Linked DNA regions of Homo sapiens: region 2 is linked to region 1. A link is an interaction called in ENCODE POLR2A ChIA-PET data of the cell type or tissue named here. Cell type or tissue: PC-9. All regions are shown on one strand. Links, peaks and the distances in the headings refer to the core of each region. The heading gives the core; the rest is flanking DNA. Region 1 overlaps LOC105373929 (a long non-coding RNA gene). Region 2 overlaps GIGYF2 (GRB10 interacting GYF protein 2).

The links. Peaks named below come from ENCODE experiments on the same cell type or tissue, not always from the same donor. Only the 100,000 strongest peaks of a DNase experiment are listed, where the experiment ranks them.
Region 2: POLR2A ChIA-PET joins it to region 1 with 11 read pairs; 4 of 35 experiments call an interaction of 5 or more read pairs at or near these places.

Annotation. Positions count from the first base shown.
Region 1 is chr2:232,591,627-232,594,548 of GRCh38, reverse strand. The region is part of intron 3 of LOC105373929 (a long non-coding RNA gene); the gene reads left to right. Among named protein-coding and RNA genes, the nearest start is that of EFHD1, 41 kb to the left of the region's middle. In PC-9, for the core only: a CTCF peak has its summit at 1,672 (motif pointing right); a DNase peak (open chromatin) is centred at 1,368; H3K4me3 peaks cover 339 bases; H3K27ac peaks cover 2,175 bases.
Region 2 is chr2:232,783,483-232,786,404 of GRCh38, reverse strand. The region is part of intron 8 of GIGYF2 (GRB10 interacting GYF protein 2); the gene reads right to left. Among named protein-coding and RNA genes, the nearest start is that of KCNJ13, 8.4 kb to the right of the region's middle. In PC-9, for the core only: no CTCF peak of the experiment used is centred there; no DNase peak of the experiment used is centred there.

The sequences.
Region 1 (2,922 bases), core at 100-2,599:
AGATCTGGGTGTAAGGTGTACTCATTGCTACTGGGTGTCACTGCCTCTAGTCTGTCTCAGAGGACAAATCTAGGGAATATGTCTACCTATATTAACCCCCATATACCCACATATCTATATGTCTGTATCTATCTGTGTGTGTGTGTCTATTAAACATGATTGTAGGCTACGTTCTACTCTAATCCAGCATTACATGGTTCATTCTAGTCTCATGCAGTTTTGAAGGCTGTGATGGTGGTAGTTAATGTTGTAGGTTGCTGGGAGGCTACAGTAAACGGCAATTATCCCTGATGACTTCAGAGTCTTTCATCTCCACGTACCCTTGACCTGGCAGGCATTTTGCTGCTTGACACTGGACTCATCAAGATGAGCTGATGTGCTGCCAGAATGACCCTTCTGCGCCCAAGCTCATCCTGGATCCGCCCTGAGGCTGCAAGTGATGTCAACTAAGCAGAAACAGAGCCGGGACTAGGAAATCGGGTCTGGGCTGTTAGCACCTGCACCTGCACTGGGCTGCCCTGTGATTGTTGAGGCACCAGGAAAAGGCTAGGAAGTCCATGTGGTTAGGCCTAAGATGAAATGACAGGGTCTCTTGCATTTAATTCATGCTCCTTACTTCAGTGGAAAGCTTAACAGGGACATAAGTTAGGACAGCAATTTATAACTGCAGCTGACACTGGAATCATGAGTGCCGGGTCCAGACCCTGCCGATTATAAGGCACCATCGGGACTAAGCTGTGCTGAGCTAAGCGATGGTGATGGCGGGCTTTAACCCTGGCTTTGGTCTTCCTTTGAGCTTCAACACATCATCATCCTGGGAGACATCCCGGACCCATACCTCCCTGCCTTCGTGGTTCCTTGGCCTAAAGCATCCGGCCTACCAGCCATCCTCTCCCGTGCTTGTCCTCTGGCCTTTGCCATCACCTGAAGTTGCTTTTTCTGGAATCACTTTCCTTCTAGTCATCTTCTTCTCTGACTCTTATGCTACCTGCTGTTTGCCTCACTAGGGCCCCCAGAACCCCTAACCCTCCCTGTTACACTGCCATAACCTCCCTCACCTGCTGAGGCCCCTTGGCCAATCACTTCAGGTACCGTGACTGGGGCCTTCTCCAGCTTGTGCCCTCTGTCTCCAGCCCACCAGCTCTGCCAATTCCTGAACCTGGGGATCCAGACTGGATTAGTTCCTTCCTGGTTTGAGCCACCAATCCATGCCCTCGGCACTCCCCGAGCATCCTTGTGTGCAGGTGTAGTGGGTTTCCATCTCCCCACCCCCTGCCCTATGGCTCTTTCAAACCTTTAGTCTTCTCTATAAATAGATCCAGGTTTTACAGGAAAGGGCTTTCAAGTATGAGTCAGTCTCCAGAAGCCATAAAAAGAAAGACTGATTCATTCAGATACATAGCAACAAGACTTTGGATGCAAAAACATGTTGGGCAAAACAAGACAAGCTTGGAAAGAACACTTGCAGTGCTGCTGGTCAGTGATTTCAAGGAGAGCAAATAAAATCACCTGACACCCCAGCAGACCAGAGCAAAGGACTGTCCATAGAAGATAATGCTCATTAGACGGAGGACAGAACTAAGCAAATCAGCAATTCATGGCCAGAATCCTCATTCACCCAGTCCAGAGGGACAAGAGACAGTGGAGCTGGACAGGTCATCAGTCCCCACCAGCAGGAGGCAGCTGGAACTCCTCCCACTAGGAGGAGAGGCAAAATGCTTGCATCACCTTCTTGGTACCTGGGCTGCTTATATCCTGGAGGCTCCAAAATAACTTATATAGGCAGCCACTTTAGAGCCAAGCTTGCCTGCAGAACAACAGGTTTTCCTGTTCAGATACAACTCATCTTTGACTCTCTCGCCCACCCTCAGCCACCAGCACGGTAAAGGCCTCATCCTATAACATTGGGTAAGCCATCCGGGACTCCTCATTTGATTGTGTTGGTTCCTGCTCTGGTCAAGCTCATATTACAAACAAAGGGATAATCTCCTTAATATATAAAATACTCCCGTTAGTCAATAAGAAAAAGACCACCAACTCAATAGAAAAATTGTCAAGTTACGAACAGAAAACCCAACACAAATTGTCCTTAAATATATGAAAAGAAACTCAATTTCACTCATAAAAAGAATGACATTGAAATATCATTTTTTACCTATCGGATTAGCACAAATCTAAATTTTATAATATATTCTCTTTGTGGAGCTGAGATAAAACACATGCATTGCTGGTGAGAGCGTAACCTGGGGAGCAATTTGGCAATATTTATCAAATCAAATATCATGTACTCTTTGACCCAGCATATATGTATATATATGAGGAGATTTATTATGGGAATTGGCTCAGGTGATTACGGAGGCTGAGAAGTCCCACCATCTGCCGCCTGCAAGCTGGAGGGCCTGGGAAATGCAGTCTGAGTCTTAAAGCCTGAGAACCAGGATCGAGAACCAGGAGCTCCAGTGTTGGAGGGCAGGAGAAGATGGATATCCCAGCTCAAGAAGACAAAGCAAGTTTGCCCCTACTCTGCCTTTTTGTTCTGTTCAGCTCTTAATGGATGGATGATGCCCACCTACACTGGTGAGGGTGAATCTTCACTTAGTCTATCAACTCCGATCTTCATCTTCTCCAGAAACATCCTCACAGACACACCCAGAAATCGTGTTTTACCAGCTATGTGGTCATTCCTTGGCCCAGTCAAGTTAACACATGAAATTAACCATCACACAGCCCAACAATTCCAGTTCTAGAACTGATCCTACAAATGCAAAATGATGGGTATATATACCAAGCCATTCACTTCTTTCAGCAAAATACTGGAAACAATCGAAATGTTCATGAAATCAGTAGATGGGGCCAGGCACAAAGGGGAACCCCTGTAACCCTAGCTACTTGGGAGACTGAGGTAGGAATATTGCTAGAGCC
Region 2 (2,922 bases), core at 189-2,688, 190 kb before region 1:
TTAGCTGGGTGTGGTGACAAGTGCCTGTAATCCCAGCTACTCAGGAGGCTGAGGCAGGAGAATGGCTTGAACCCAGGAGGCGGAGGTCGCGGTAAGCAGAGATCGCGACACTGTACTCCAGCCTGGGTGACAGAGCAAGACTCCGTCTCAAAAAAAAAAATTGAAAAGTAGTATAACCTCATTTACTCTAGCACCTAATACAATACAGGCATACCATAAATTGCTTTTGGACAGAATTTAAAGCTAAGCTATGTCTAACCTAATGTCTCAAAAGTTACATTAATGTCAAAAGAGAGCCTGGTATACCAAGTAAACTAAACTGGTATTTTAAAAGGACAAGATCATTCTAAATTGTGCAAACAAATTCTTCAGTCACCATTCCACATGTGCTAACATATATAACTCATAACATTTATAAAATCTCACATCAAAATAGTTGAAAATCCAGAATAACATACATTGATGTCCTCAGTTTATAACAATAAAAGTTCAAGTTCTCATAATGACAAACTCAATCCTTTTAATTAATCCATACTAAAAGTGAAAAAATAATTGAACAACAGCATATGAAAATGAAATTCTAATTTCTGGTCATTCTGTTATATTCCATCTTACATATATTGAGATTCAGCATCCTGCTTGTCCATATGGTTGTTAGTCTGCTACTAGGTATCATTCTACTGAAAGATAAAATATCTTGGGAGAATGGAAGACATGATCTGCTGCTTTCTTATTGTGGTGGACAGCCTCTAAGAGCTCACCAACAATCCCTGACTGCTGATCTCTGTGGAATCCTCTACCCCCAATTATAAGCTGGACTAACAGAATGCAGCTGAAGTGATGAGATGCCACTTAAAATATTAAAGAAGACTGTAGTTTCCATCTTGGACACTTTCTCTGAAGGACACTAGTTGCCATGTAGTGACACAGACCTCGTGGAGAAGCTTGCATGGCAAAGAACTGAGACTTACCACCAGAAACATGAGTGAGTCTGGAAGTGGATCAAACCCCAGTTGAGCTTTGAGAGACTGCAGCATGGGCTGACACCTTGAGTGCAGCCTTACAAGAACCCTGGGCCAGAACCACCCAGCTAGGCTAAGCTGCTTCTAGATTCCCAACCCACAGAAACTGAGATAATAAATGTTTGCTGTTTTGAACCACCAAGCAAGGGTTTTATTATCTATGACCTTGCTCTTACCTGCAGGACGTGTCTGGAATGTCAGAACTATATTCTGGCTTTCCTTGGTTTATTAGTCCATTTTGCATGGCTATAAAGGAATACCTGAGGCTGGGTAATTTATTAAAAAAAAAAAAAGAAGAAGAAGTTGTTTATTTGGCTCGTGGTTCTGCAGACTATACAAGCATGGCACCAGCATCTGTCTGGCTTCCAGTGAGACCTCAGGAAGCTGTTACTCATTGTGGAAGGTGAAGTGAGAGCAAGTATGTCACATGGTGAGAGAGGGAGCAAGAAAGATGACAGAGATCCCAGACTCTTGAACTCATTACAGTGGGGAGGGGATGAGGGATCCACCCTCATGACCCAAACACCTCCCACCAGGCCCCACCTCCAACACTGGCGATCACATTTCAACATGTGATCTGGAGGGGACAAACATCCAAACTATATCACTTGGTTTACCAGAGAAGTCATAATCTAAATCTATTGTAGTTATTATGTAATATCTGATATATCAAAAACCATATTGCAGCTTTTATAAATTATTTTGTGGCCAGGCGCGGTGGCTCACACCTGTAATCCCAGCACTTTGGGAGGCTAAGGCGGGCAGATCACGAGGTCAGATCAAGCTAACACGATGAAACCCCATCTCTACTAAAAATAGAAAAAATTAGCCGGGCGCGGTGGCGGGCGCCTGTAGTCCCAAGCTACTCAGGAGGCTGAGGCAGGAGAATGGCATGAACCTGGGAGGTGGAGCTTGCAGTGAGCCCAGATCACGCCACTGCTCTCCAGCCTGGGTGACAGAGCAAGACTCCGTCTCAAAAAAAAAAAAAAAAAAAAAGAAATTATTTCGTGTAAGTAGCTAGAACCTCAGGCACATGCCACCACACTCAGCTAAATTTAAAATTTCATTTTATTTAATTTTTGCAGAGATGGGGGTCTTGCTATGTTGTTTAGGTTGGTCTTGAACTTCTGGCCTCAAGTGATCCTTCTGCCTTGACCTCTTAGTAAATTATGTAGAAGGGCACTTCTGTATAATTTATTCAGTTTCTTCATCACTTATTTCCAACTGTTGCCCTAAACAGGCTTTTTAAAAATGTGATCATGTTATGAGAAAATCCTATCCATTTAATTTCAGGGATGCTGAATTTCAGGGAGCTAAATTTTTGATCCTTGTATGTAATTGTTACTGGTACGTAAGTAAATTTTATTGATACTACAAGTAAAAAACTAGATCTGAGGCTGGGCGTGGTGGCTCACGCCTGTAATCCCTGCACTTTGGGAGGCCGAGGCGGGCGGATCACCTGAGGTCAGAAGTTCGAGACCAGCCTAACCAACATGGAGAAACCCCGTCTCTACTAAAATACAAAAAAAATTAGCTGGGCATGGTGGCGCATGCCTGCAATCCCAGCTACTCGGGAGGCTGAGGCAGGAGAATCACTTGAAGCGGGTGGCAGAGGTTGCGGTGAGCCAAGATCGCACCATTGCACTCCAGCCTGGACAACAAGAGCTAAACTCCATCTCAAACAAACAAACAAAAAAACACCTAGATCTGACTTAGTAAACAAACAAAAAAAAAGAAATTATTTTGTGTAAATAATCACTTAGTAACAAAATTTAAGCTCCTTTATAGAAATTTCTGAACAAGTATTGTTCAAAATGGCTTGAACCAATATTCATGTAGAATGGTTTGGAACTAGTATTCTTGTAAATTCAGGCTACTTCATTCTCCACAACACCTCCAA